Linked DNA regions of Mus musculus: all the other regions are linked to region 4. Evidence: chromatin loops called from intact Hi-C (ENCODE). Cell type or tissue: heart. All regions are shown on one strand. Each heading gives the region's core, and the rest is flanking DNA. Links, peaks and the distances in the headings are about the cores only.

Region 1 (6,077 bases), core at 781-5,780, 55 kb before region 4:
TGTTTTGCGATCGAGACTGGCATTGACACCATGATGGGTCAGCGAAGGAGGTGGTTAGAACAAGCTATGTGCATATCTTGCCTTCTTTGAAAGCCCAACATTCATGTCAGGACCCTAAGAATGCACCTAGGAGAGTCAATGGTCCTCTCCCCAATGTGGCCCCGTTAAATAAATCTTCTCTGACTCGCACTATTATGTGTCTGTTTAATTGGTCTCTTGGAGTTAAGCGACTTAGCTGAACTTGTTAGGGTTGCCAGAACCCAAGCTCTGACCCTGAAAGTTCTAGGAACTGCTCCCTAATAGCCAGTGTCAGGAGTAGAGGGCCCAGCCTCCAGCTGCCCTCCATCTTCCTGTTTGCAGAAGTCACACCTTTGCATCCCACCTGCACCCAGCTGCATCCCACCTGCACCCAGCTGTATCCCACCTGCACCCAGCTGCATCCCACCTGCACCCAGTTTACTCCATCTCCAGCATCGGGCTGGCATACTATTCTTTACAAAATGTTTTTCTTTCAAATGACTTCAAAACAAACTCATATTTTAAGAACGCTCTTCTTTCAGCACACTACCCAAGAATCCTGTAGCTAAATATACTCTACCAACAACCCATTCAGGCAGTTCCAGAACCATCTGAATGAACAGGGTTTGAGTTCGCATGAGTCAGACAAATCGAGCGGCACCATTGCCAGCCTCACGTCATACTTGACTCAGTTCCGCCAAGGACTTCTTAGATTACTAGCCAGAATTCCCACAATTGTTGAATAGGGCTGCTGGACTCAGAGGCATTGCGCCCCATGGTGAGTTAGATTATTACATGGAGACAGGTGACATTAAAAACAGAGGTGAGGTGCTGGGGAAGGGCTCAGTCAGTATTTTGCTTTGCCAGATCAAGGACCGGGTTTGAACCTCAGTACCTGTTTCAAACTGCCAAGTGTGGGGGCACGTGCTTGCAAGCCCAGTACCGAGGAGGCAGGGAGAGAAGGATCCTGTGGTTCTCTAGCCAGTAAGCATAGTCTAAGGACACTGCCAATGACAAGCCTTGCTTCAGACATGATGAACTGCATCCGTGAGGACCTTTAGTGTTCTTTAGCATGAGTGTCTTCGTTAGGGTTTTACTGCTGTGAACAGACACCATGACCAAGGCAACTCTTATAAGGACAACATTTAATTGGAGCTGGCTTACAGGTTCAGAGGTTCAGTCCATTACCATCAGGGCAGGAACATGCATGGCAGGATCCAGGCAGGCACAGTGCAGGAGGAGCTGAGATTTCTACATCTTCATCACAAGACTGCTAGCAGAAGATTGGATTCCAGGCAGCTAGGATGAGGGTTTTGTATCCCACACCCACAGTGACACACTTACTCTAACAAGGCCACACCTACTCCAACAGGGCCACTACTGCTAAGAGTGCCACTCCCTGGGCCAAGCATATACAAACCATCATGGTAGGCACACTTATATTGGTGTGTGTGTTCACATACACATGGACACACACAGAGACACAAAGAAAGGGGAAAGGAAGAGGGACAGAGACAGACAGAGAGACAAAGACAGAGATGGGGGGACAGGGAGAGAGAAGGACACACACAGGGTGAGGGAACAGGCAGAGACAGATGGAGAGAGAGAGAGAAGGACAGACACACAGAGAAAGAGACAAAGAGAGACAAAGAGAAAGAGATGGAAAGGGGGAGGGAGAGGAGATTGAAGGACACAGAAAGAGACAGAGACAGGAAGGAACAGGGTGAGAGAGAGCTTTCACAATTTAAGACATCTGAGCAAGTTTGAAGTTGTCAAGGCAAAGGCCACAGGTGTTGCTGTGCAGAAGAGATGAATCATGGGAAGAATCCTTGCTTCTTCTGACAGACTGCAGAAAAATATAGCTAACAGCGGCTAATTATGAGTGAAGGCTGAAAACCCCGGGAGAGCATCTTTTTCCCTGTGGTGGGGCTCATCCCTGAACTCTGTATCCAGCAGACACTTACTAATCGTCAGCCAACTACAAATGTTCAGCTTTGTAAAGTACAAGCAGTGGTGTGCAGAAGGGAGTTGTGCTAGATGAAATAGCATCCCCTCAAAATTCTCATCAGCCACAGACTCTCAACATGGCCTTATTTGGAAAACATCTGCTGATGTAGCTAGCAGGATGAGGTCATGCCAGGTCCCACGTCTGTGTCCTTAAAAACAGATGAGGGCACACAGAGGAAGGGCTGTCAGATTAGACAAGGCAGCCTCAGCCTGAAGAACAAATGTCCAGGGTGGCCAGTAACCCCTCTGCAGCCGGGGGAGGCAGGCAGGCAGGCAGGCAGGCGAGACCTCTCTCCTGAGCACTCAGGTCACTTCTCCTGCCCGGTTGTGGGCAACTTTGGGTCTCACAAGTTTGAGATTTTGCACATTTGTGTTGCTTTAAGCTTCCCAGTGAGGGTCCAGTGGTCACAGGAGGTAACTGACAGAGAAGGAAGGTAGATACAAAAATCCAGAGAGACGGAGGGACTGAGTGCAGACCCCAAAACTCATTCCCTTTAGAACTGGGGCATCAGCTTCCTAGCCTACAGCTGCAACTCATCTGGAAAGAACCTGCCACTTCCTGGACTCCCACTGCCAGGCCAGCGCAGCGGGCAGACCTCAGAAGATGCCCAGCTGCCGGCTGCCTTTAGTAGAAACCACTTTCTCTAAATGTCTACCTCATAAAAAGTTATGCAAGTAGCCAGATAGGCTTCCTTGCTTCCAGCCAAGTCCCTCGGAGTTCTCCCTCCTTGACTCTGCAAAGACACCTCTATCTGGGGCTCCTCCTACAGGCTGCCTCCGGTCCACCAGGCAGCCTCACACAGCAGTGACCAGCCCAGCCTCTCTTGATGGCATTTATCCCTGGAGATGCATGGGGGGGGGGGGGGGAAGAAGCATGGCTCCCATCAGGCAGTCCAGTCCAGGACACATCCCACGTGGTGCCACAGGGTGCTCCTCCCAATCCCCTTCCCCAGGGCAGCTGGGCTCCCACTACTAAATGCCGCCCACAAAGAAAAGCCTGTTATTTCTCCATAAACTGATTCTTCTCCTTTTCCCAGGCCCTCTGGGGGCCGGGCCTTGCAGATCACCCCACTTAAACACCCCGTTGTGTTTTTATTGCTCAGACTCCATCCCAGATCATTAGCGGGCAGGGTGGAGGGCCGGTGGGGGAGTGGGGGAGTGAAAAGGTTCTCTTGGTTTCTTCTCTGCTTTCTCCCCCCACCCCTTCCTCCTCAGAAATGCAATCCAGTTGTTGTTTTAGGCTGGGATTTGTAAAAGGCCTTTGGACTTAAAAGAAAAATGTCGATCCAGACCTTAGGGATAAACACACCCCGCTGTAAGCACAAGCACTGAGCTACCACAGGAGCCAAGGAGCCCCAGACCTGGGCCCACGATGAATCACTCACCCTGCCCACTGCTCCCTCACTATCAGTGAAGGAAGGGGCTTCCCCCCCTCGGTCATCCAGCCCCTCCCCCCCCCCCCCCCCCCCCCCCGCTCATTTGACATTCTCCAACTTTCTTTTTTTCTTTTTCCTTTTGGTGCTTTGCAACAGGATCTCGATACATATCCCTGGCCATCCTGGAACTCACTATGTAGACCAGGTTGGCCTCTAACTCACAGTGAACCACCTGTCTCTGCTTCCCGAGTGCTGGGATTAAAGGCTCGTGCTACAATGCTTAGCTGTTCTTCAACTGTTGTTTCTAACATCTGTTGTCCTATCAGTTGTTTCTACTGCTTTTCCTAACATCTCTAAGTGTGGGGCTTAAGACATTTAGGACATGTCTGACCTTGTGCTTTCCAGCCGTCCTGCTGCTGGTTGCATTGCTCCCGACGTCCACCCCAGGGACTCTGTTTTGTGGTAGGACTGTGCCTTCTCATTTCTTCATCTCTTCTTCCTGTGGTCTGTTCCCATCACAGCCAGACCCCCAGGCCATGGGCCCGATTAAGGACTCCTAAGGACTTTGGTAACCTGGCCCTAGCCTGCTTTAGGATTCTACTGTGCCGGCATCCCAACATGGTGCAGAGCTACCATAAGAAAGGAACATCCCTGGGCTGGAACACACTGAGAGCTTCCCACATCCAAGCATGAGCACAAGCCATCCCGTGACCAGAGAAGGCCATCTTCTCTGCCTCAGTCTTTTACGGACACCTCAATAATGATGTTCTTCAACTCTCTTGGAATTCCTGTCCTCTGAAAAACTCGGACTGTCCCTGTGGCTAGCTTCTGGTGCCACCATGGTCTATGGCCCTAATTATTTTTGTACTAAGCTGACATCCTCTGTAGTAGAAATTTGGTCATAGAAACCATACAAGTTTCCACATCGAGCAAATACCCAGTGCTTACTGGTTGGTGGCCTAGGAAAAATATGGCACTCAAGGGATGGGTGGGTATGCCAATATCCTTTGAACTGCGTATATCTATCATTCCTCCTTCATACCCTCATCCCTCCATTGTCCACATGAGCTCATGGTCATGGCTCACCGCAATGCTCTGAACAGCATAGTAGCAATGAGTAGGTTGTAAGTAGGATGGGGGCAGTGGGAGGCTGGGATATCCTTTTTCATTTCTCCCCTTTCTTTCTAGCATGGGGCAGGCACACTGAGGTTCCTTTCCATCCAATTTCATGCCCTAGAGCTCTCACCCCATAGCTTCTACCACTTAATGTCCAGCCGCCTCTCCCCAGGTCTCCAGGCCGGGCACAGGAGTGAGTGTATGTGAGCTTGTGAGCACAGCACCCTGCCTGCTCCCAGTGGGCACTGGGGCTGCTAGAGACAGCTATCCCCCTTATAAGGTCTCAGCCCCTGTCAGTCTCTCTAATTCATTCTCCATGCAAGCAGCCAGAGGGATTTATTTAAAATGCAAATTAGACCCTGGAGTGCCTTTTTTTTCCAGACCCTGGAAAGGTTTCTCTATGCTCCCAGAATAAGGTATAAACCTCAGCCCCAGCCAGCCACCTCCCCTTCACAGCCTCAGCTGGGTCCCCAATATAGAATAATCAGTGCAGAGCCTTTGTGTGAGCCAGTGCCTTTTTTCACAGGATTCACAGCCTATCAAAATCTGAGGACAGCCTCAACTCCACCACCAACACCAGCCACTGTGGCCTCTTCACCCTTGGGGCAGGCACGGTTGGAAGTGCACAGTTGACAATCTCTGACAACAACAGTCAACTGCTGTCACCATTGACAAGTCTCACCATGACAAGATCAGTGGTGAGACTTGGAGCAGGACAGACCCTCCCCTGGGGAAGAAGGACACAGCTAGGGCTTGAATCCAGCATCTTCCTTCCAGGTTGACTCTCAACCACACCCTGATGGGAGGGAATCCTACTTACCCCCACTTTCCTCACCCTGTCTGCAAATGCAGTGGACACTCCAGGTGCCTATCGGAGGTTCATCCTCCTTGGGTATTGCGTGCAATGGTCAACTCTGTGCCTATAGACACAGACACACCCGGCAAAGTGTGAGTGGCTAGAGAGTATGTTAGATGGTAGCAGGATTCAAGGGCATGTGAGCTTAAGTTCAGTCAGCAGCTTACAAAACTCAGGACTAGAGCTTTAGGACTCTTAAGTATCAGTCAGGTGGGGCCAAGGGATGGCCCAGTGGATAAGGTGCTTGCTGTGCATGCCCGAGGATGTGGGTTTGAGCTGCAGACCCCATATAAGAAGCCACATGTGATGGTACACATCCATTATACTAACACCCCTAGATGGGAAGCAGAGACAGGAAAACTGGAGCACACAGCACAGTGGCAGAAACAAGAGAGACTGGACTTCAAAATGAGGTGGGAGAAGAGAACTGGCTCCTGGAAACATCCTCTGACCTTCATGCTTGCATAAGGCATGAATGCACATGCACGAGGACGCATGCGCGCGCGCGCACACACACACACACACACACACACACACACACACACACACACACACACACACACATACTTTTAATCTCTGACTAGAAATCAGAGTCAAGACTTGTATGACCTGAGTTCTAACTCTGGCCTGGGAGGAGATGTGACTTTGTGACTTATTGAACAACTTGGAAGGCCACCAGTTGGAAATGTTCTAATCCTTACAAG
Region 2 (6,077 bases), core at 381-5,380, 67 kb before region 4:
GCCCATGGCCTGTGGTGACTACCTACTCTCTCACAACCATACTGGCCAATCTACAGGGACAGAACCCTCACCAACTAACCATTCATTTCCTTCCTTCCTTCCTTCCTTCCTTCCTTCCTTCCTTCCTTCCTTCCTTCCTTCCTTCCCTCCCTCCCTTCTTCTCTTTCTTTCTTGCATTCTTTCTTTCTTTTCTCTTTCTCATCTTGGTTTTTGTTTGTTTGGTCTGTTGTTGTTTAAGCTCAGGCTGCTTTACGATGCCCTGCGGAACCCAAGGATGAAGGATGACCCTGAACTCCTGGTCTTCTTGCTCCACATGCAAGTGCTAGGATTTCAGATGTACACCACTACTACATCAGGTGTCTGTGGTTCTGGGAATTGGACACTGGTTTTGTGTCTGCTGGGTATGTACTCTGCCTGTGGAATTACATACCCTGTTCCCCATCACATCATAAAGGCCATCTCTGCATCCCGTCTTGGCATAGCTCATTTCAGCTGGATTTTGGAAGTGACATTCAAACCTCAGCTTACTGGAATGGCCGCAGCTCTCAGAAGCCTGCCCACATAGTGCACTAGCCTGCCCACATAGCAGCAACATAGCACATGCTAGGCAATGTCAGAGATGAAGATGAGGAAACCATTTCTAGCCCAGAGAAACCTTGAGTCCAGGTGGGCAGAGGGGGTAGTTCTGTCTGTCAGAGGAGGAAACCGAGGCTCAGAGAAACCCAGTGTCTAAAATGGCATGGCTAATTAGGAAGCAGCCTGTTGCTTGAAGACCCAACATGGAACTATGTGAAAAAGACTGTGCACTCTGTGTGTGTGTGTGTGTGTGTGCATGCGCGCACATGCACTTATATAAGCCTGGCTCAATTCCCAAGCAGGGACAAAGGAGAGAGAGAGAGTGAGCAGTTCCTACTTAACGTCTCTTCTGCTGATTTTATTATTACCTATAATGTTCTAATTAAAAGTCAAGCGCTCTCAATAATCCCCAATGAGACCCAAGAAAATGTCTTGGTCCTGATTTTAGCTCCATGAGAAATAGTCCAGTATAGTACCAGCCAATATTATCTGACCTTCTAAAAGGTTACCTGCTGTCTCCCACACTTCAACATCCCTGTGTATGCCCTAGTGGGCAGAGACAGACCTCTCTGGCTTTAGTTTCTGTAGCTCCACAATATTCTCATTTGCTTTGTTAGACACCAGGAGCTGCCTTACCTATTTCTTTGCACCTTAAAACCTAAAACCTTACCGAATGTGTGTGAGAGATCTAATCACTCTGTCCTTCATAACAATAATAGAAAGTAGGTGACATTTCAGATTAAACAAGAATTCTTGGGCCCAGAAAGTTTAAGTAACTTGTCCAGTAACTTGAACAGCAAGCAGGTGGCCAGATTAGGATATAGACCCAAGCCATCTAGGTGGTGTGTGCTACACTGGCCTCTCGTGAATTTTTAAATGAACTGTCTATGCTCCTGAGAAGCAGATGGTGAGCCAGGAAACGTGACCCAAGCACCATGGCTGAGACCAGGGAGCAGAGCTGGCCCCAGGAGCTCATCCATGACCCAGGAAGCACAAAGCTCAGCCTGGTGGGTCAACCTGCCTGGAAGAGGCGTTCAGGCTGACCTGGGAGGCAGAACTCAAACATGAAGACTCAGGGCTCTGTCACCAGGTGGGGCAGAGGAGTCAAGCCAGCCCAAGCTGAGAAGGTAACAAGGTACAGGAAAGGGCTCTGGCATAGATGGGTCCTACTTTTCAGCTCCAAGAGCTCAGAGGTGCCACTTTTTTTTTCTCTCTCTAGGAATCCCTGGAACCCTTGTGATACCACAAGAGCCACCTCTCTTGGTTGGTGGAAGGGCAGGTGGCCTTACGGCCTTTGTAGTCCCTAGGAACCAACTTGTGAGAGCAACGATTCTCTTCCCCATGGATCACACTGCTGCTGGGTCACAACACACCTCTACAAAACCAATGTTTGTAAGAACTGAGTCATCGATCAGACTTTATGTTACAGACTTCTCTGTGACATAAAGATTTGAGCTGTCACAGTACTCAGTTTAATAAGAGTTGACAGAGTGCAGGTGTGAGAAACTATGCATGATGGGAAAAAGAGAGATGGAGGGGGAAAGAAGACCTTTCCAGCTCAAGAAAATGGGAAAAGCAGAGTGCATAACAGAGGGGAGAAAAGTCAATTAAATCATGATAATTACTTCCGCTGCCGTGCCCAAGAGCTGCGGGAACAGCTATTAATTAGGACTTCCATGTTGGCTGCAGCCGTTTGACTTCTACCAGGCTGCCAGTGTGTTCCTTAATGACATTCTCCCCAAGAGCTGATGTGTGAAAATATTTTCACCCTGGCAATTAGCAGTTTTAAAGAACATAACACACACACACACACACACACACACACACACACACACACACACACACACGGACATGTGTGGCCTATCCCCTGAAATTGGCATGATGTGTAGCAATTTTTCCTGCTCCTAGTCCTCACTCCCCAGAGTCCCTGCAATCACCAGCCCCGCCTTCCTCTCTAATTAGCACCACAAGAATCTTGTCTCAGTAAACTCCTCGCTGAAATTCAGACTTTAGCTAGAAGCTCAAAGATACATCAGAGACTTACACCTGCCTTGACTCACATAAACTGTTCCAGATCATCCCAGAGAGACAGCCCAGGCCTGTGAAGTCCCATGCCCTTCGAGGAAGGGGCCCCAGAAGGAGAGAATGCCTTTCACATCTAAAGGCACACCTAGATACCACCCTGCACCAATGGTTTAATGATGATCCACACATGGAATGAGAAGACACCTTCTTCTCCTCAGAAGCCTGTCCAATTAACTCTGCAACAACATGGTCAGGACAGATGGGAGAGGTCATCTGGGCCACTTGGAGGTTCCTGAAAATCAGCCCCAGTACTTTTATAGGCCTGGGGTTCCCTTCCAAAGACACCATAAACTAATCTCAGATGCCTTGTATCATCTGGTATTATTTCAATGGAGTAATTTGCTACACAATATCTGGTCCAGAAACGGAAGATCAATAGCAGCCCTCTTCTTTGCTATGCAAGGGTAAGAAGCAGACATTGGTGGCCCTGGAGAGATGCTAGGGAGAAGGGGTAAGGGAAACTGGGGTGTTGCCGTTCTTCCTACCTGTGGACTGGCCTGCCCTTTTGCTTCCCAAGAGAAAACACTCAGGTCTCAGGCAGATGCAGGTCACTGGGGCACCCAACCACCCTGACCAGTGGGAAACAGAGACCCCCATGGGGAACGTGATGGGGCCCTGCCAATGCTCAGCAGCTAGTGGGCAGGGCCAGGAAATCCTGCAGCCCCTGACCCTGGCTCTCTCTGGCTGCAGAGCAGAGGAGAGAGGAAGGCAAGGGTCAGAGGCCTGGGAGGGCCTTATCCCGAAGGATGTATAGAAATAGCAAGGCCTGACCCAGAGAGCCTGTGAGGACAGCGCTCCTTCAGGAAAGGGCCTTTCCTGTCATTCAGACACTTCTGTCCTGGCCAAGTTAAACAACAGGGCTCAGCCACATCACATTCTGGCTGCTTGCAAAATGGGATATCCTGACTCGAAGGCAGGTGTACCCTGCTCTCCTAACCTAAAAAGTGTTTCAGGATAAAGGGGACAGATGTCAGCACACAGCCTGGAGAGGATCCAATATCTGCTTGCCCCCAACAACTCTTACTTCCCCCTCCCTGGTCAGCTGATCTCAACTTGGCTTTAAGCTTCTCTTTGGCGTCCTCAGCGTCCTCAGGTTCTGCAGAAGCAGCCACGGTGACCTCTGTGTACTTTGTTGGGCAGATGTTCAGAGAAACCATGCTGAGAAAATTACCTGGACCATGGTGACTGAGCCAGGGTCAGGATCTGGGTGGGGCATCAGCTCCAGGGACATTTTGCCCTCTGCGATGCACATCAGAAGGAGACCATGCTCTGCTCATGGGATACAGTGTGAGCTCAGGAGTATGAGCCCGCCTCAGCATCCGTCCAAAGTCCTTTTCCACCAAAGCTACAGCTCCCGAATCTACACTACTGCCTCAGCCTCATAAGCGTTACTGTCTAGGAGTCTTAACTAGGTTTGATTTCTCTGGCCAATAAAGCATTAAAATACAAGAGTAATCTCACACACCAGACTTTGTGAGAAAGAAGCCACTATCTTAGAAGTCCATCATCTTTATTACCTATCAAGATGCTTACCCTATCTGCTTACCTGTCATGGATCTGCTACCTCCTAGTTCCTCAGCAGAGTGGCCACTTTCCCAACCTTGGCTTGACCACATGACTCACTTTGGCCAATGGGATCCCAGAGCTGAAGCAGGATGAATCCAATGTCAGGAAAGCCAAGGCCCCTTGTCTGCTGGCCAACAGCTACAGGGACAGGTCTCAATAGTGAAAGCCACTTCAGCCTGAGCCATGGATGAATATTAAGACATCCAGACAACAGGAAAACTTAGACTCAAACCAAAGTTGCACAAGAGACAGGAAGACACAAGGCCTAGACCCTACACCAGCCCTGCCAGGTGGCAACTGGCCTGCAGCCTCTGACCCGGAGAACCAAAGCTGGGCGGAGCCACTGGGCTCTGGGGGCTTTTGCTAAGTGGAATGATTTTGTTGGTGACTAATACAGTATCTACTTCACTCTGAGAAAGACAGACGGAGGGATTCACTCAAACTCACAATGCTAGCAGACAGTGGGGCTCAAGCTGAGACCCAGTGTGACCCTTGGGCACACCCAGGTTGCTTCTCCAGCAGGCTGATCTGGAGATAACAGAAGCCAAGCCAGCCTTAAGATACCCACTCCAGGCTTTCTTGGGGGGAGGTTTCACGCCAGAAACTTCCTGAAGGGCTCATACAGGCCTGGCACCAGAGCCTGTCTGGCCATTGGCTTCTTGCTTTTACATTCACCTCCATTCCAGCTTAGACCCACCACTTGCTAGCAGAATCCACCACCAAAGGCAGAGAGACTGGCAAGAGTAGGGGGAGACAGAGGTATCCCAGCAGTGGTGGCTTATGGCTGACTCATTCCCCTAGTGACCCTTCGTAGGGTACAGACTTCCTTCCCAACCAGACAGAGATCCTCTTAAAAAGTTGGACCTTGTAAATCTGTTTATGGCTTGTCCTTGTGGATGACATATGTGCTAGAGCAAATCGGGGAGTTACTGACGGATGGATGAATGAGCAACTGCACAGATGAGTGGGTACACTTGTGAATGAATGGGCACATGAGTGAGTGAATGGGCTCACAAATGAGTGAACGCATGAACGAGCAGGCACACGAATGAAAGGGCACATGAATTAATGAATGAGTGCGCAGATTATCTAGTGCGCAAATGGATGGACAAGCACGTGAATGAGTGAATGAGCTCACAACTGAATGAATGGGCATATGAGCGGAAGAATGAAGAAACGGCACACATGGATGAATGGGTGCACAGATGAATTAATGAATGAATGATAAGTGGATGCACAAATGAGTAACTGAACAGAAAAAAAATGAATGGATGAATTAATGAATGCAAAAATGAGAATGAATGATGAATGGATGCACCAATGAATAACTGAACAGAAAAATGAATGAATGATTCTGCCACCAGCTCTTATGGGACTGATCCTCCTAGCTGGCCCTTCTCTGAAGCCACAGCCCTAATCCAGGCACAGTGCATGCACAAAGCAGCCCCACAGTGTGGCGGGAGCTGAGAGTGGCTTGCTTTGGGAAACATCCTCTCGAGAAGTTGGCAGGGGCTGCAGATGTACTTTGGAACAGTTTCACTGGTAAAGGAAATGAATCCTGGGGCCTCCGCCCCAGCACTCTGAGAGATGGCCCAACAATGCTGGGTTCCCCACCAAACAATGAAGAATAAACCACCGTGGAGGTCCTTCTGACTTTCGTCTGATTTCTATTTTGGGTTTCCTTTGAAAAACCACTCCTGCTGCTTTGTGCAGTTTGGTGATCCTGAAGTCTCTGTCTCCAAGGTCCTGGACTCATAGTCTCTGGCCCCGGGTTTTTATTTTCATGTCTTAGTGTCTTGTTCTTTTTCCCACTTGTGGATGTGAATGGATCGCATGCACACAGAGGGCCA
Region 3 (6,077 bases), core at 365-5,364, 260 kb before region 4:
AACCTCTGAGGCCTGGTGTCCCAATAAGTGATGCTCGGTGGCCTCAAAGAAGCATCTCTCCTCTGAAAAACAAGGTTTGCACTAATTGGGTCCTGAGGTGGTTGTAGGCTGGGTGGCCTCAGGAAGCCATGGGATGCTGTAGTCTGGCTAATACATTGGCTCCTACTCACTGATGTGATGGAGTCAGGAGGTGGGGCCTTCCAGGGTGAGTTAGATAGTGAGAATAGAGGTCTGAAATTGATGTTTGTTAATCTGAAACGTGACCAGAGAGCTGTTCCCATTATAGCTCCTGAGGACATTGCAAGATGGCCCCATGAGAGAACAAAGTAGTGGATCTGTTCAGTCATCAAACCATTGCCTTGACTTGTCTTCTAGTCCCCATGGTGACAGAAAATAACTGCTCAACTGTAAGCCTCCCTTTGAGCTTCACTGTAGCACCTGCACAGACCAGCACATGGGACTTGGGGCCATGAAGGATGAGAGTACAGGGGAGGAGCCAGGCCTGAGGGTCCCCTGGAGGAGGGCTGCTTAGAGAGTGGCACTGTCCCAAGGACCCAACCCAAAATCTGGTCTGAGTCGGCCTCAGGTGGCAACAAAAACCCTGACCCATGAGTGTCTTTGGCCACACCCGCTGTCTTGCTTACTCTGTGTCCCTAGGTTTCTGGTCTGGCTGTAGGGTCCCTTCTCATCAATGTCCCTTCTTTTCTGGGTTATGTTTATTCTTTCTCTGGGCTGAGGTCTTGGGCTGGAGGTAGATTGGAGCTAGCCTGTGATATCTAAGACTCAGTTTACTTGCCTGTAAAATGAAGAGGCCCCTGTCTCCTTGAAAGGTCAGAAGACAGATGGAGGGTCCTCATCTCACACCCTGCTTATCTCTAAGGAAACCCTGAATGGCAGGAGGAACACATCTTGCCCTGTGTAACCAACACACACGTGAGAAGCACTTGACCCAGGTCACACAGAGGAACCTGAGCCTATACCGAGCTCTGTTTGCCTCTTCCCTCCCATTCTCTCCTATGCTGCCCTCCATTAGCATGGCTCTTGTGCCCTGCTACCTTGGATCTGGCTGAGTCTGGGACCCAGAGAGCAAGGCAGGCCCAGGTGGAAAATTCTTGGTTCTGGAAGGGACAAGAGGGACATGGTCTCACTGACTCCCAGTCCCTCTGCTATAAAAGCCAGCCAGTTTACAGACTCTGTGGTTGTATTTGAACATGCTGGGCATCCTTAAGGTAACCATGGCCCTCCCTCTGTCATGGTTTTGTACCGGGTTCTGAGCTAAAACCCTTCTTTGCAGATCTCACAGCTCCCAAACCTGCCACAGCACATGGTCATAGGAACCTGCCACAGCACGTGGTCATGGGTTACTTTTCTGAGTTGCGTATAATCCTCAGTAGGTGACAGGATGGAGGGCTCTGTAGGAATCCCCCTGAGATGCTAAAGTCTGCACGTGCTCAGTGTTTTCTAGAAAATCCTTTTGTAGATTTTTTTAATGACCTCATGGATTATTTGTAATAACTAATATGAGCTGGAAGCATGGCACTCCTGTGACCCTGGGACTCAGGATGTGGAGGCAGGAGGAGTGCTTAAGTTCATCCTGGGCTACATAATGAGCTCCGGGTCAACCTGAGCTACCAAGTGAAATTCTGTCTCAAAATGCCAAGCTGACTTCGTATCAAATGGCTATAGACTCAACACATGGGAGGTGGCGACAGGAGGATCAGAAGTTCAAAGCCAAGTTGGGCTATGTGAAAGTCTGAATTCATGAAGCTAAGGTAGAAGTGTGGACTATTCAAAGCCTGGGAGACACAGTGCATTACAGAAAGGCCTGGGCTACAGACTGAGACTCTGTCTCAACACACCAGGCTGGGCATGATAGCACACACCTAGAGGTAAGGGTGGGGAGTTCACTGTCTTCCTGTAATACCCAGGAAGTTCTAGGCCAGCCTAGGCTACATGAGAGCATCTCTCAAACATGCACACACACATACCACCCCTAAACAAAACAAAATAACAAAACCCCTGTGCTTTGAACATAACTGTCCCACTGTGCTGTGCTGTGCTGTGCTGTGCTGTGCTGTGCTGTGCAGTGCAGTGCAGTGCTGTGCTGTGCAGTGCAGTGCTGTGCTGTGCTGTGCTGTGCTGTGCAGTGCAGTGCAGTGCTGTGCTGTGCTGTGCTGTGCTGTGCAGTGCAGTGCTGTGCTGTGCTGTGCTGTGCAGTGCTGTGCTGTGATGCGCTGCGCTGCGCTGCGCTGTGCAGTGCAGTGCTGTGCTGTGCTGTGCTGTGCTGTGCTGTGCTGTGCTGTGCTGTGTGTGCAGTGCTGTGCTGTGCTGTGCTGTAGTGTGCTGTGCTGTGCTGTGCTGTAGTGTGCTGTGCTGTGCTGTGCTGTAGTGTGCTGTGCTGTGCTGTGCTGTGCATACTGAGGACAAAAGGTCTGTACATGGCTGATATGGACATAACTGTTGCCAGCTTCTCCTAGAGCTGATGCTTGATTGAGTTTATTTATCCACTGTTCAGCTCAGAGGTGGTGATGGCCACACAGTCCTATGTCTGCTAAGGCCTGGGCCAAGACACCTTACCTCTCTCACAGCACAAAGCAATCCACAGAATCAACCCAACAGGTTTTTGTTTTTTCTCTTCCTCTGTGCGTCCCTCATTCACAAACTCCCTTTATGGGCCAGTTGTCATTTTACAGACAAACCACCAGATGGTGTCAAAGGGCCAAGTGTGGAATGTAGGTCCTGGAGTCTGCATTGGGCCCAGCTTCTGGGCTTTTGGGGGTGACAGGCAGGGGATAGATAGCAACAGATTGTCATTCTGGGTCTGGTCCAGCAGATATAGCTGGTTACCCTGTCTCAAGATCTGTCCAGGTAAGAAATGAGGATAGATGCACAGGCTATTGTGTAACTCAGACATTGACGGATCCTGAGCTGGGGAACAGAGACTTGTGTTACAAGTTAACCCTGCCACACTCTCTAGAGTCACCTTCCTGTTAGCCCCAGTGACACACTGAGCTCAGTCATCACCAGGAAACCTTCCCGGACTGTCTGAGCTCAGACTTTCCTAGATTCTCCTCTGGGTCAGCTACCAGCTTCCTATGGGAAAAGCCCACTTTGCACTTTGGGTATCAGCTGAGGCTCCCAGCATGCATCTGTGTCCTCATGTGGATGGAACAGACAAATGAGATCCAATGAACCAGTGGAATGGGCGAGGAGATGGTGGCCTGACTCAGAAGGGAAGCCTGCTCGACAGACAGTGGGGCTTCTAAGAGCAGCTGGATGGACCCCCCGACCCCAACTCTTGTGCTTTATCCTGTGTCAGCCCATGGAAAGTGCATTAAGGGCTGGGCAATTCTCCCAGCTGTGTCAGCTTGCAGCTACAACCACCACTAGTATAGAACTAGGATAGGAAGAGACCCCTGGGACCGCGGCTCACATCCAGCCAGACCGGAGTGACTCTCAGCCCAGCCGACAGCCCAGCCCATGGCTCAGGAAGGCCCCACAGAAAACCCTTCAGGGTCTGAAGGGTTGTAAATCTCTGCTGTGTAGCCCGTCTTCACCCCTCCTTGTCAGGAAGTTCTCCCCAACATCCTCCCATGGAGTAGGTATGTTGGGTCCCATCAGCCAAGCTGGACCTCAAGGACCATCAGCTGGTATAGGGTCTCTTATTGGCCTGGAGCTTTGTGACAAAGGCCAAGCTCACTGCTTCACAAGCTCTTAGTGGTCAGCATGTCTCCTGTCATGTCAACATTGCTCTGAGCACAGGTGCACACCACCATGTCTGGCTAATTACATGAGCCCTGGTGACCCAAACTCAGGTCCTTGTGCTCGTGAGGCCAGCGCTTTAGTAACTGGACCACCACCCCATCTTCTTCATTTGCACTTTGGGTAGAAATAACTTTTGAAGATGACAAATTCCCTGACTCTATTAAGTACGGTAACTCTGTAAGCTGCGTTGATACTTCTAAAAACTGAGGCCATTTCATTGGGTTTTCTCTTTTAAAGAAGGTCCTGATCTATGTGTCCGCTCCTTTCTGCACAGCTCCTAATAGCAAATCTGCACTGCTGTCCAGCTGCTGCCTCTGCCTGCCAGGAATTGTTTGTAGGAGTCGTATGTAAAGTAAGAGCAGAGGGGTCTGAGCACTGTGGGAGAGCATGCACGCACGCACACACACACATACACACACACACAAACACACACACACACACACACACACACACACACGGAGCCTGGCTTTTTACTCTGTTGTGAGGCCAGGACAAAGCAGGAACCCTGACCCTGGGACATGAGCTTCTCGAGTGCTATGGCCGTCCCTTACACACCATCACACCATCCTATCACAGGTCTTCCTTCACTGGACCTCTGCTGGGCTCACGACCCACTGTGGTCACTTCCAATCATCTACCTCACAACACAGCCCTAAGCATCACTCAACACACACTTCAGGGCTCCTCTGTAGAGCAGCAGATTCAAGATCAAAATCCCTAGCTTCATGCCATACCCCCAAGGGACCACCTTTCAAGACTCCTGGCCTCATCTTTGCCACTCTGTCCTTAACACCCTCCCTGTAAACCTCTCCTACACCTACCATGGGGTACCAAGTTCCTTAGACCGCAGTTCTTCTCTTCTTTCCAACTTCCTTGCTTTTCACTTTACAGAACCAAGATGGGCTCAGGGCTCTGTCTGTCTGTCTGCCTGTCTCTGTCTGTCTGTCTCTTTCTCTCTGTCTCTCTATCTCTCTGTCTCTCTGTGTGTCTCTGACTCTGTCTCTGTCTCTCTCTGTCTCTGTCTCTCTCTCTGTCTCTGTCTCTCTGTCTCTCTGTCTCTGTCTCTGTCTCTCTCTCTCTCTCTCTCTCTCTCTCTCTCTCTCTCTCTCTCTCTCTCTCACCTCCTCATCTTAGCAGTGGTTAGTCAGGAATCCTGACTCCAGCTTCAAGACACAGTCCCCAGCTACTCCTCCGCTTCACGGATTCAGGAGCACAGACAGACCATGGGCCCCATTAACTGGTAGGTAAAGAAACAGACTAAGGAGTAGAGGAGTAGCTACCATCCCCCTGTCCTGGGTCAAGCTTGTAGTGCCTGGTGTCTGCTAAGCAGCAAGTACAAGCTATTTGTCAATTTTTGCTTTCTAGCCTCCAACATTAATTAGAGCTTTACAAAAAAGACCTTGATGCATCTGCACCCTTCCTTCTGTGGTGTCGGGGGGGGGGGAGGGGAGAAGACACACAGTGGTCACCTCAGTGTCACCCAGAGTATGATAATATGTGTCAAATTCTATTCTGGCTAGAACAACTCTTACACTCCAGTGAGGTTCCCTGACCCATTGAACTACAGGCTGAGTCGGGGGTGGGGTGGGGTGGGGAGTGGAGCACAGCTCTGCCTTGTGCCTTGTGTTTGTTGAGGTGCCTGTAGAGTCAGGAGCTGTGAGCATTGGGAAGGAGGCGGGCGCTGTCCGCGGTGCTGAAGCGCGCTCTCAGTGACTAATTCCTCTGCCTGAGCTGGCCGCTGGGAATTGAAAAGATTTGCTTGGGGCAGCCAGGAACGAATTTTCATTTTCGGCCTCAGCCAGCACACTTTGTTCTGTCATTTACCTGGCCCTCTGCCGGTGATGTGACGTTGGCTGCACAGCTCTTTCCCCTGCCTGTCCAATCCCTTGGACAATCATTCTGCTGTCCCCTTCCCCTCCACATCAGCAGGCACCCCCAACTTATGAATGTTTCCCCCCAGAGCTGTGGATAGACCAGACCATATCACAGGCCAGGATTCCCACTGTCTGCTAGCCCTATCCACAGTCTCTGTATGCAGCCCTGGAAGCTTCCTCATGGCCCCATCACAGGGCAAGCGGAGTGCCAACCATGGATGGGGAGAATAAAAACTGTAGCCTTCTGCATTCGTAGGAGTTAAATGGCTCAAGCTCTTACCTGAATTCGATTCCCATCATCCCTGTGTGACTTTGTGTGATTTTTTTCCCCCATCTGAACCTCAGTTTTCTCATCTGGTAAATGGAATTAATGGCAAAGTCCTCATTGCATTGATGTTTGAATATCTGCCTGGTTCAGGACAAAAGCCCAGTGAAGAA
Region 4 (6,077 bases), core at 357-5,356:
CTGCCTCACTCCATCACATGGAGCACCGGCACTCGATGCCAGCCCTAGTGGCAGGAGGCACCCAAGCTGGCATGTTTGCCTGAGAACATTGGGTTGCAGGGATGCTCAGCAGCTGCCATCATCTGTTCTCTGGGGCCAAGTGCTGGGTGCTGCACTCTCTCTATGGAGTCCCAGCTGAGTTCAGACAACCAACCGTTCCTGATTCCCCTTTTCAGTGGTTGATGAAATGGGCCAGAAGAGCACCTCTCTCAACAGGGAGGGGTTGCTAAAATGTGTGGTCCAGCCGCAGGCCCTGGCTCTGCCCAGGGAATGGGGGTTAGATAGGCATCCAGACAAAGATGCCTGCACCAGCTGCTGTGACACTCCTAGCAGAGATGGGTCACACTCCCTTCTCTCTACCCCAACCTGCTGGATTGAGTGTGAGTCCACTGGGTTCTAGTACCAGAGGCTAAGCAAGGGGAGGCCAGGCACCCTGGTGAAGAACCAGCATTCTGTTCAGCTAGACCAGAGGCAACATCCAGCTTGGTTGTCCAGAATCCCAAAAGGCTTCCCTGGATTTAAGTCACAAGACCCCTCTATCCCCAGAGCTGTTTACAGAGAGGGAAGAGGGGCCACTGAGAAAGTGGTTCATCTAAGGCCTCCATGAGAAGCTAACTGGTTGGATTTCAAATCTGCCCTTTCTCCTCTACCAGCCCCTTCCCACAAACCCCCCTAATATCTTGACTCCAAACCCAACCAGTCCCAAGTCCAAAGCACTAAAATGTCACTTAGATGGTAGGGGACTATTTCCAGCCTGGTGTGGAAGTTACCAGAAAACTGGGGGAGGGGTCCTTTCTGGATTCAGATCAGTCTGTCCTAGGTGCAAGTCCAGAGGTTTGTTTCCTCAAAGCTCCCTGGAGATTCAGTGATTGACTGGCATCTTGGTCTTGGGGACAGAGAGACAAAGAAATGAGCCTGGGCTTGGACTACTGAGAAGTCAGAAACTGGGGAATCTACCTGGAGTCCAAGAGACAGGACCAGAGGCAGGAGCAACTTTGGAAGGTGGAGAACCTCTATGTTGTCTTCAGTGTGAGGGCTGGGGTGAGTAAGGAGTAAAGAGAAGAGACAGCACCCAGAATCTGCAGGCCTTCGGGTTGGGAACATGCTAATACCCACGTTCCAGGGGTGGGCGGGGCTCTCCAACTAGGCTACACACACACACACACACACACACACACACACACACACACTGAGAGCCATTAAAACTAAAACAAACAACACTCTTCTTTTGTTTTCTGGCATGTCTTAAAGACAAACCCAGTGACAAGGGTCCCCACCCTTTCCTTTGCCTCTCTGCGTTGGCTCTGCCATTCCAAACAGAAGCCAGGCAGATAGGATGATCTGTCTGATGGAAACTTTGTCCTGGATGGGGGTACTAGCTGTATCCAATAAACACATGTGGTTTCTACCCAGGCTGAAGGCAGGACCCCATCTGTATCTTGGGGACCCATTCCCAACACCTGTGTGTGTGTGTGTGTGTGTGTGTGTGTGTGTGTGTGGTGGGGTATATGGAATAGCTTGGATGGTGAGCACGAATTCCTAGCAAGGGCACATGAAAACTTCAGTCGGTGTGAAGCTACGGTCTCTGTGAGCTTATCTGTACTCTCTTGGGGGAACAGAGAGAAGTTTAGTGAGAAGAGAAGGCACCAATTCCCTCCAAAGTCCCCTCCATAAGAACAGCCTTTCACACAACAAAGATGACCCTTTCCACCCACACAATACAGGAGTCTAAGAGTACAGGAAGGAAGAAAGTGCGTTTTCACCAGCATGTGGGACGTGATCATAGAGATGCATGTGGGACCTCAGGCCCAGGACATGGAGTGCTCTCGGTAATGGGTGAGGAGTGTATCCCTTTTGATGAAACTATAGAAATTCCTATGCCCCCAATCTACCTATGCCCAGAGAGAGGACAAATCCTGCCCACCACGCCCAGAGATCTGACCAGGACCAGGACAAAAGATGCCACTTTTACAAAAATGGCTGGGTTTCAGTAACTTCAAGTAAATCCAACTAATGTTCTATCCTATTGTCTCCATGCAGGCTTGCTGTTCATGTAAACTTTCTTTTGTTTTTCTGGGTGTAAATTGTTCACTCATCCTTGCCAGCAGCCCACCTCATGACACTGATCCGTCTGATCGTTGCACATCAGTCTCACAGTGGGTGCACCTCCGTCCGATTCTCTGGGACAAGGTGGGGAGCTCCTCCAAACAGACCCCACGCGCATTGCCTTGGTCCATCTGCGGTTCCATGAGCTCAGAAACTCAGAGAAGCTCCTAGGCTGGTCTGGGAAGCCGATCTGGCCAGGGAAGGGCGCCCCCTGGCGAGACAACTCTCCCAGCGCAAGCAGGACCCGGAGCCCGCGCGCGCCCACCTCGGCCAGCCACGCTAAGGAACCCACGGCCACCACACCCCACATCCGGCCGCAAGGAGCTCCGGACCCGCCCGGGAACCTCCTAGGTCTCCACATCCACGGAGCTGGACATCTTCCCGCGCAAGGAATGATAACTCGGGTGCGAGAGCAAAATCTAGGAGCGTTCTCCAGGCCCTGCTACCAGGGTCCCACGAAGGCGAAGAGCGCTCGGTGCCCCAGCCCGATCGGCTGTCCGCCGCGCCCAAGCCCGGCTCCGTGTCCCCCGTTGTGACCTGCTTGTGTGCAGGGTCACTTGGGCTCACCCCTTCACTCTCGGTACAGCCCCGGCCAACACACCGGCTCTGGGAGTCCCACCTGCCGCCTTACTGTCGCCTGAGCCCCCGAGATCGCTGGGCGCAGAATGGCTGCACCTGACCTGGGCGAAGTCGCGACCCGAGCATGCTCCGGGTCACTCAGTGCGGCGCTGTCCCCGCCCCCAGGGGAGTCGCTTCAGAACTTGGTGGCCGCTTACCCGAGCGTCCTGGGACCCGCACTGATCTGGGATCTCCCCCGAAGCGCGCGGTATCCCGGGGCCAGTACGCACAGAGGGGCTCAGTGATTGAATCCTACCTGGCAGAGGCTCGGCCGCGGGGTAAAGTTTCCCCAGGCGCAGAGTGCGCTCGCAACTTGCGGGGCACCGGTAGTCCTGCGCCGCGGCGCTGGGCTAGGCGTCAAAGCGACAAGGAGCGGCGACGCCCGCTGGGGGCCAGGGCCGGGCGGCCTGGCGTGGCTGGGCTTCGGAATCGCACAGCGTTGCGTCCGCCTGCAGCTTGCAGCCCCTGAGACGCCGGCGGCAGCTGCAGCGGCTCACCCGCCACCGCCGCCGGCCACACCTCCCGCCACCCTCCGGCCCGCCCTCCCGCTCCCTCCGCCCCAGCCTCCGCCCCTCCGTCTCCTGTCGCCACTACTGCCGCCGCGGTGCTGGCGCGTCTCCGGGGCGGACACGGCTCTCATGGTCCACGGCCGCTCTCTCACCGGGTCCTAGAGCGTGGTTTCTGGAACTGTGCTCTCCCGATGTCCTCTGCACTCCTAGCCTCAATGTCTGAATTTAGGAGATTGCTGGAGAAGGGTGAAGGTAGCACGCTAGACTGGGACATTTATTCCCTGGAAGCTTTCTCGCTGTTATCACACCGTGTGTGGGACTGCAGGGCTGGGGTGTGGGATTCTCCATTGCGATGTCGCGTCTTGGTTTCCCACTTACTGCCAGGGAAGTACCAGATAGAAACCTGTGCAGCAAGCTCTATTAGGGTTCATTGTTGGTGCCTCCCAACCCCATCCGCTGTAAACTATAGCACTGCTAAGGACCAGACCAGTGAGAGGCTCTCACTTCATCCTCTCCTCCACTGGGGTTCACTAAGACAGCTAACCTATGCTATACAGAACCCATATAAAATTCACAAGCAGGCACTCAAGAGCCACAACCTAAGAAAGACTGTCATGAGAAGGCTCAAATCGTTGGCAGCAATTATCAGTGTCTCAGCTTTGAAAAGTCCTGTGAGGCCACACACACACAAATCAAACTACACTCTACAGGAGACCACTTGGCCCACTGATCTCACCCAGGACAGACACTCTTTGACTTCAGTGTGGAACTTGGTGAAGTCAGGATGCTAGACAGAGCTTTGAAGGGTAAACAGAAAACCAGACTTGGTATTTTCAAGCCCACAGTCCAAGAAGTAAAATGTCTAAGGTCTCAGGGCTGTTCCTTTGAACCACTTCACAGAGAGAGGCCAAGAAGGGGATTTGACAGAGGGGCATGCAGTTTCGAGAACAGTGGACCAATGGCGTAGGTGTGGAAGTCTGTCAATATATAGATACCTCTTCAGCTTCCCAAACAGAGTGTGTGTGTGTGGGGGGGGGGGGTGGGGCACGGAACCCTCTGGCTGAGAACCCTCACAGGCCCTTAACTCAAGGCTGCTGCTGTAAAAGACTGCTGCATGGGCCTCCTGGGAACCAAGAGGGGCATCCCAGAAACTTAAGCAGAATCAAGCTGTGAGGGAAAAGGCCCAGGCTTGGCAGACAGGAGGGGCCTTTAAAGATTAAGTTTTGACAAAAGCAGGCACAGTGTAGTTTAGGGGAGACAGCACAAGCTGGGGGCCAGCAAGATGGCTCCCTGCTAACAGGTACTTGCCACCAGCCCTGACTCCTGAATTCCACCCCAGAACCAACTAAGTAGATGGAAAGAAGATTGGGCCGGCTGTACATCTCACGTCCAGTTAGGACAGTGGATCTAACTCCAGGCCTCCGTTTCCTTCTGCCTCCTTGAGAACGTTAGTCTGACTGGGCCCAAGGATGACGGCTGCCTGCTTAAGTGCTTTCTTTAAATCAGCACTTATTTTATATTTTGTTTTACTTAAACGAGTTTGTTTTTAAACAGTGATATGTTCTACCACGGCCATAAATGGAAGAGCAGTGTCGGATTGCTATAAATAGAAGGATATCATAAAACAAATACAGTGCGAATAAAATGGTGTCATTAAACTCCAACAACGGATCTTCAGTCATAATAAAAGAAAGTGTAACAAGATGCCGCTGGCTGCTTTGGCTAAGAAGGGCTGAGCATCGCAGGGCTCACTCCCACTTGGAGTCCAGTGAGCGCCAAAAAGGTCACTAAAGACACATTAGCAACCAGCGTGGGACACCGCACACCAGGAAACATGATACCTGTATAGCAGAGACAGAAAAGTGCCTTTTTTCTCCCCCAAAATGGGGACCCTGGAAGTTTAGTCCCATGAGACATAAGACCACATTTTGATGCTGGGAGAGCTAGTCTCCTATTCATAGAACAATCTTAGTCTTAGTGTTTCCACATGCAAAGTTGAGCAAACAACCTGTAGGGTCCCTTCAACTGTTCTGTCGGGAAACCAAGAAAGTTCCCCAAATGGTGGCTTATCATGAGGTTTCAGGCAGGCAATGAAGTATTCCAAGGGGATGGAGTGGGGAGGGGAGAAAGACAGCCCAGGGGTGAAATGGAAGGGCCAGCTAGCTCTGACCAAGGAGATGCCAGGTTAGCACAGACCCAGAAGCCGCCAGGTTCAGAAGGCCCAGGATTCCTCATTTGCCCACTCCAAAGAAACCCCATGGGGATTCATCGTAGTCCAGCTACTTCATTGTCTTCATGGGGATGCTGAGAAAGATTGGTGGGGTTGACAGATGAGCATGGCAATAACATGGGGCCTCCTGACTCCTGGGTCAAGACCTCCCAACTCCCTGCATAGGGAGGGGTTTGATAGTTAATACCGTCAATTTGACAGAATCTAGACTCATCTAGAAGCTGGATCTCTATTATGTCTTTGAGGGAGTTTCTGAATTGGGTTAATGAAAGTGGGAGATCCTGGGCAGCACCATTGCATTGGCGGGGGTCCCCGACTGAGTAAGAAGAAAGCACCCACATCTCATCTCTCAGAGCCTCGATGGCGTGTGAATGTGGCCAGCTGTCCTGCCTTCCCCACTGTGTCTTCCTGGTGATGGACTAGTGTCCCTTCAAACTGTAAGCCAAAATAAACCCTTGCTTCCATAAGCTGATGCTCGCAGGCATGTTGCCACGGCAACAGGACAGTAATACTGGAAATATGGAAGAAATGGAGCTTGAAAATGCTCATCTCTCCCCTCAAGGAGGTTTTATTTT
Region 5 (6,077 bases), core at 336-5,335, 47 kb after region 4:
AATATTATGGCCCAACCCTCTATTTTTCCTACTGTCTGTCTGCCTTTCTTTCTGTACATCTGCTTAAAGCTATATTTAGAAGGGCATCAGTCAAGCATTAGCTGTAGTTCTCCTAGATGAGGAACTTTGGTAAATTACATTGTTCAGGTCCATAGATTATCGTTCATTTTGATAACAAATGTATATTTTTACAGAAAACAATGCAGCGATTGTTCTCTGTAGAAAGGGAGGAAGTGGATGGCAGGTGGGAGACTGCTGGGGATCGGAGCGGCTATTGGTCTGAGTCGTGTAGGGGTCATCTTTGGAGCCTGATGGAGCCAGACTGTCCCCTTAAGGGCAGTGGCTAGGGTGGGCACCTCCCCAGGAGTCACAGCATCTTTTTTTCTTTTAATGAAATACTGGGCATTTAATCTGGAGCCGTAAACGTGCTAGGGATGCTCTCTGCCACAGAGCTATGGCCTCTGCCCTCTTCTTACTTTACGTGTGTGTGTGGGAAGGGGGGGGCACAGACGTGTATCTGTGGAGGGCAGAAATCAGCAATGAGTGTCCATCAGTAGAAAGTGTCTCTCTGAACCCCAAACTCACTGATTTCACTAGACTGGGCAGCCTGCCCTGAGGATGCTCTGTCTCTGCTCTTCTGGCGCTGAGACTGCAGATGGAACATGCTGCACACCCTGCTTTTTATGCAGGTTCTGGAGAGATTTGAACACAAATCACATGTTTTGCAAGGCGAGCACTTTACAAGCTGAATCCTCTCTCTCTCTCTCTCTCTCTCTCTCTCTCTCTCCTTTCTTTCCTTTTTCCTTTGTGACAAGGCTTCGAAAACTTACCTGACCTGGCCTTGAACTTGCAGTCCTCCTGCCTTGGCCTCCTGATTTCCAAAGATCCCACACAGCATCTCATTTTGTTCGTTCCATCTCACCTCAGCCTTCCCAGAAGTCTGGGAATCACTCAGAGCCTGTTCCAAATGTTTCAGTTTATTGCTTTTCTACCAAGCCCCCAGATAACACTGGGGCTTCAAGACCTCAGAGGGTACTGAGCAAACCAGAGCTGACTAGTTCCTGCTTGGCTGTGCTGGGAGAAGGCGAGGGCTGCAGCCAAATGGTTCTGTTTTCTTTCAGTGACATACTGGGCATTGACTCTAGGGCCTTGAACATGCTAGACAAGCTCTTTGCCACATTGGGGTTCAATTATCCTTATCATTGTTTGTCTTTTCTGTGTACCTAATAATATATAAGCAGAGAGAAAGAGAGAGAGAGAGAGAACAAAAAGAAAGAAAGAAACAGATAAACCATGCTTGGGTAGAGAATTTTAACAGACATCTCCCAGTAACTTACTGAGTACTCCCATTGCCTCAGTATACACCTCCACCATGCCTGACTTGGCTCCTGCAAGCCCTACCAGGTGACGATCCCCGAACCGTGTTTTATTTCTGTCTTCCTGGTGTGGCTAAAAGAACCCACACATTTAGGACTGGAATCTAAAATCCAAATGCAAAGGAGGAAAGAGAGGAACTCAGGAAAGTGGGGGTGACCTGAGAGAGGGAGGACAAGTGGAGAAAGAGACCCCCCCCACCCCTGCCTCACAGAGGGCACTTGGAGCCCAGGGAAACTGTCCTGGTTACAAGGTGGCAGCAGCCAGATGCTGGCTGAGAGGGGGGCCTTGCTGACACCAGTGGTCAGGGCCCACTTAAGCTGCAAGGGCTTCCCTGTTACAGAGGGCTGATTGTCTCAGGTCTCGGGGTCAACCCTCCTTGTTCCCCACCGCCAGGGAAACAAAATGGGGGTGGGGGCACCCCATATCAAGAACCTTGTGGCTCAATTCTCTTGTCTTTTCCATGTCTGGCTTATTATCCCCTTCCTGCTCACACACACACACACACACACACACACACACACACACACACACACACTTTGGCCATCTGGCTATGTCCAACACCTTGTTAGGCCATTCTGAGAATGAAAGAACTAACCTGTAGATGCTGAAAAGGACGGAAGAGAGGCAAAGGGATCAGAGGATGGGAGGGTGGGTGGGGTCTCAAAGTGTAAAGCCAGGTCCTCCACCCTCCCAGCCTGGCCATTTCTGACTAGCCCACCACAAGGGAAACTAACTAACAGGCCAGAGAGATCAGAAGACCGGCCCAGGGCCACACAACAAATCAACCCTAGGGACTGCATCTTCAAAAAGATCAAGGGAGAGAAAATGGAATGGCTGGGAGGAAGCCCTGTACCTAGCTCCTGCAGTGGGTGGGTCAGATGGGTGGGTGGGGCAGGGGAATACCCGGGAACATTTGGCAGCCTGTTAATTTAATCCTCACCAGGATGGAGGCTGGCCTGTCACCTAGTTTCCCATTTCCCTTTCCTGACCAACCTTTCTAGGCTTCTGGGGAAACAGCTGGGCAGGCCCAGCTGTGTTTTCCTCCTTTCTCTCTGCCCCGCCCCCACCCCAGCAAGGAAAAGGAAGAGGACAATTAAGAGGAAATCCAGGGAAGGCAGTTTTACAAAGCCAGACCAGGGGCAGCCCTGGGAGTGGGAGGTGAGAGGAAGTCCTACAAGAGGGATGTTTATTTTAATGAGAGTTTGAAAAGACCAAGTGAGGCCTGGGAGTGGGTGGGCAGACATGAGGGGTACTATGAGGTCTGTGCTCACCTGTTAGGGTTACCTTTGCCAGTGAGAAGTTTTCAAGACCAGGATGTACAAGGCACAGGCTTGGTACTGAGGCAGCCATCTAAAAATGTGGTGGCAGGGAACCACGGCTGCATAGGTTGCCAGAGAACCAGGGCCAACACCCCAGTGCACATGCACACAACAGTTGCATCTACCCACCTGTCCAGATGGCCTATTCACTTGTTCATGAAAGTATTCACTCACTCACTCTCTCACTCACTCACTCACTCACTCACTCACTCACGTATTCATTCATTCACTCATTCATCATTCATTCATTCATTCATTCATTCACTCATTCACTCATTCACTCATTCACTCACTCATTCATTCATCTGACCACCTATTTACCCACCCACATTGTCTTCCTAACTCTTCACCCAGCTGACCCTTTACCCTTTAACCTACAAAGCCCCTGAATGCTAGATACCCATCCAGCCTGGCAAGCAATGATTAAGCACCCCTTCCCAGGGAAACAACACAAGGCTCAGCTGCTCCGACACATGGAACTCTGCTCTCAGACCCTCTGTCCTTTCCTGAGTCTGGTTCAGGGGCTCTTGCCACCCTTGGTAGAAATGGGAACTGTCTTCATAAGCAGATACACTGGTGACAAGGGTTCAGGGCCTGGTGTGTACTCCAGTGAATGTTCCCCCAATATGTGGAGCATAGAGGACTCTTCTAGATTCATTCAGAGAGCCCTCACCCAACCCTAGGTACACAGACAGACATTCACATAAACACACATGTGTGTACACACAGAGAGATGGACACAAACAGAAATTCCCAGACAAACACACAGGTACACACCCTCATCCTCTGGGGCACATTACGAATCCCTTAGCCAGTGATTAGGACATATTTGCTAAATAATAAATGAATTTAAACTCTCATATCCAGGAAACCAGAGAGCAGGGCTGGGTTCTGTCTGTCTGCAGTGGCCCTGCTACCCAGGCTGCCTACTGTCAGCTCTGGGGGTGTGGGGGATGTGGGGGGCAGCCGAGTCCAGCTGGAACAGGGGAAACTGCTGAGCTGGCCCAGCTCCCATGGGGTGTGGGTGTTTCTCTGCAAGTTGCTGAGAATGGCTGGTCTTAGAGAAGGGGGACTGGAAGGAAGCCCCTGAGGTGATGGGCTGGCCTGGCCTGGGAAGCCTCTGTTCCATATATCACCACCTCCAAGGGACTCTACATGTGTTTTTTGGGCCTGCCGGGCCTCAGTAGATGGAAGCGTGTTGCCAATCAGTCTCCACATGTGTGAACATTCTCAGCCGTTAGTCTTGTCTTCTGTGGCCTGACCCGCCCAGCCCAGTGGAGACTGAACTTAAGCCTGAGTCTTTCCAGACACAGAACGCTCCCAGAACCCACTGGCAGCCCATGCTGTCTGTATGGAGCTCCCTGGGGTATCCTTATGTGGCTGGCTGAAAGATCCCTGAGAGAGTAGACATTGTTAGTTGAGCTGAGGACAGAGGAAGGACAGATCATCATATGCAGGTTGAGACACTGCTTGTGGGGCAAGGGACCGTCCTGGGCCTGAGAGGACTCTGCCTGCACCCACATCCTTAGGGTACAGATACCTCTTGGGTCAGTGAGTAAACCCAAGAAGGACACAGTAGCCACCAGGTTTCCATCAGAGATGTGGGGGAGGGAAAGGAGTCTGGGCTCCGCCTAAGACGGGGACTTCTACCTCTCTCTGAAAGGCCTTTTAGAATTGGCTTGTACAGGACTTCATAAGCTTAGGTTCTTTGTACCAGTCACAATTTACAAAAAGAGAGCAGGAGAGCAAGCTCAGTGGGCAGTGTGCTTGCCACACAAGCATAAGGATCTGTAGCTTCCGTGTAACAAGCTAGACATGGCAGCGTGGATCTGAAATCCTAGCTCTAGGAGGGCAGAGACAGAAGGATCCCAGAGCCTTGCCAGACAGCCAGGACAGCCAAATCCGGACTCTTCAGGTTCAGTGAGAGACTTAGTCTCAAAATAATAATAATAATAACAATAACAACAATAATAATAGTAATGTGAAGAGTTGACAAGATGGCTCAGCAGGTAACAAAGCTTGCTGCTACCAACTTGGAAACTTGAGTTCAATTCCTGGAACCCACTTATCAGAGAGAGAGAGAGAGAGAATCGATTTCCCAAAGTTGACCCCTGACCTTTATATTATGGTACATTGTGCCCACTACCATAATCAATAACTAAATATTTTTAAAAGTAAGATGGAGAAAAATTGATGAAGATGTCTGAACTTGACCTCTGACTTCAACATGCATACGTGCATGTGTGCACGCACACACACTAACATAGACAGAGAGAGAGAGAGAGAGAGAGAGAGAGAGAGAGCCATCTTCCAGCCATCCCCTTTCACAGAAGCACAGAGCACTGGCTGTTTAGAGCATCAGTCCTGCAAGAGGAGAGCAGTGGTCCACTCTGAGCACCTTGGCTTTCTGGGCTGTCTCATGTTCCATGCCTGGTGCTGTGCTAAGAACCTCACTACCATCAGCTTTCCCGGGCAGCAGAGTAGTTGGAACAATATGGAAACTGCAGAAGGCCTGGAAAGAAGAAGGCTTCAGAGGCTGCATAGGATAGCCGTGGTAACTAGAGATGAGGGTCAGATCTCTGCACCCCAAGTCATCTTTCTTTTCCTTGGGCTTGATGAGGGAGCTAGTGGGAAAGAGGACCCTGTAAGTGATAAAAACCTGACCCTGCTGGTGGCCCCGGGGACTCTGTCATTCCCCAGTCACTTTGGTGACTGGGCTGAAGGCATCCTAGTGATGTTAGCCCTGTGGACAGACAAGCATAGACCCCATTTCTTCTCAGCTCAGCTTCCTGCATGCCCCACCCTACAGCCAGGCTCCAGGCTGTCACTTCAATGCTGCCTCCTGCCTGCCTGCCAGTTCCCTCCGGGAACGCTCTGTGCCCTCAGCTGCCAGCATCTCCGGCACGACAATTCTCTGATGCCAGAAAGAGAGGGTCACATGTTCCCCATATGCCACTGGGATGGAAAGTTTGGACCAAACAGCTGAGCTGGCCTCTCCTCCTCCTCCCCAGATGGAAACCCCCCTACTCTTCTCTTTGTCTTTCCCAAGGGACCTTCTACTCTGACCAAGCAGGAGACACAATGTGGGATTGGGTCATGGCACACACCATGCTGGCCAGCACTGGTTTCAAGTCAATAGCTGTGCTCAGGAATCACGCTAAGCATCAGGCACCTCCAGTCAGGACTGGTGGGCCAGGGGATGCTGCTCTGAGGGGTGGGGGTGAGCAATCTCCTCTCTCTGGGCTATCCCCACCTACCCATCTTTCACTGTTAGCCCTTCTCATGGATTTCTCGATCCGTCTTCCCCCCATCCTGCCTCCTCTCTCTGCCTCTCCATCTTTCCCCAGGTTCTCCATTGGCTTTGTCTGATTGTGTCCTCTG

Evidence for each region. Peaks named below come from ENCODE experiments on the same cell type or tissue, not always from the same donor. Only the 100,000 strongest peaks of a DNase experiment are listed, where the experiment ranks them.
Region 1: a loop joins it to region 4, with 2.9 times the contacts of the local background. A loop is called at or near these places in 9 of 42 quality-filtered maps.
Region 2: it touches region 4 in a loop (5-fold over the local background); 9 of 42 quality-filtered maps call a loop at or near these places.
Region 3: a loop joins it to region 4, with 3 times the contacts of the local background. A loop is called at or near these places in 5 of 42 quality-filtered maps.
Region 5: it touches region 4 in a loop (2.0-fold over the local background); 6 of 42 quality-filtered maps call a loop at or near these places.

What each region holds. Positions count from the first base shown.
Region 1 is chr2:93,275,538-93,281,614 of GRCm38, forward strand. The region is part of intron 2 of Tspan18 (tetraspanin 18); the gene reads right to left. Among named protein-coding and RNA genes, the nearest start is that of Gm39882, 21 kb to the left of the region's middle. RefSeq lists an enhancer at 2,351-5,358. In heart, for the core only: a CTCF peak has its summit at 2,788; DNase peaks (open chromatin) are centred at 2,144 and 2,914; H3K4me3 peaks cover 370 bases; H3K27ac peaks cover 4,675 bases.
Region 2 is chr2:93,264,547-93,270,623 of GRCm38, forward strand. All of the region lies in intron 2 of Tspan18 (tetraspanin 18), which reads right to left. Among named protein-coding and RNA genes, the nearest start is that of Gm39882, 9.6 kb to the left of the region's middle. In heart, for the core only: CTCF peaks have their summits at 1,131 and 3,468; DNase peaks (open chromatin) are centred at 3,395 and 4,415; H3K27ac peaks cover 2,918 bases.
Region 3 is chr2:93,066,398-93,072,474 of GRCm38, forward strand. No RefSeq gene overlaps it. Among named protein-coding and RNA genes, the nearest start is that of Prdm11, 23 kb to the left of the region's middle. In heart, for the core only: a CTCF peak has its summit at 2,701 (motif pointing right); no DNase peak of the experiment used is centred there; H3K27me3 peaks cover 1,183 bases.
Region 4 is chr2:93,331,253-93,337,329 of GRCm38, forward strand. Tspan18 (tetraspanin 18) reads right to left here and starts at 3,235. Exons shown (of 10, transcript NM_183180.2): 1 at 3,020-3,235. In heart, for the core only: CTCF peaks have their summits at 2,362 and 2,584; DNase peaks (open chromatin) are centred at 1,279, 2,399, 2,839 and 3,279; H3K4me3 peaks cover 3,389 bases; H3K27ac peaks cover 4,009 bases.
Region 5 is chr2:93,378,462-93,384,538 of GRCm38, forward strand. No RefSeq gene overlaps it. Among named protein-coding and RNA genes, the nearest start is that of Gm13807, 22 kb to the right of the region's middle. In heart, for the core only: no CTCF peak of the experiment used is centred there; a DNase peak (open chromatin) is centred at 2,400; H3K27ac peaks cover 1,414 bases.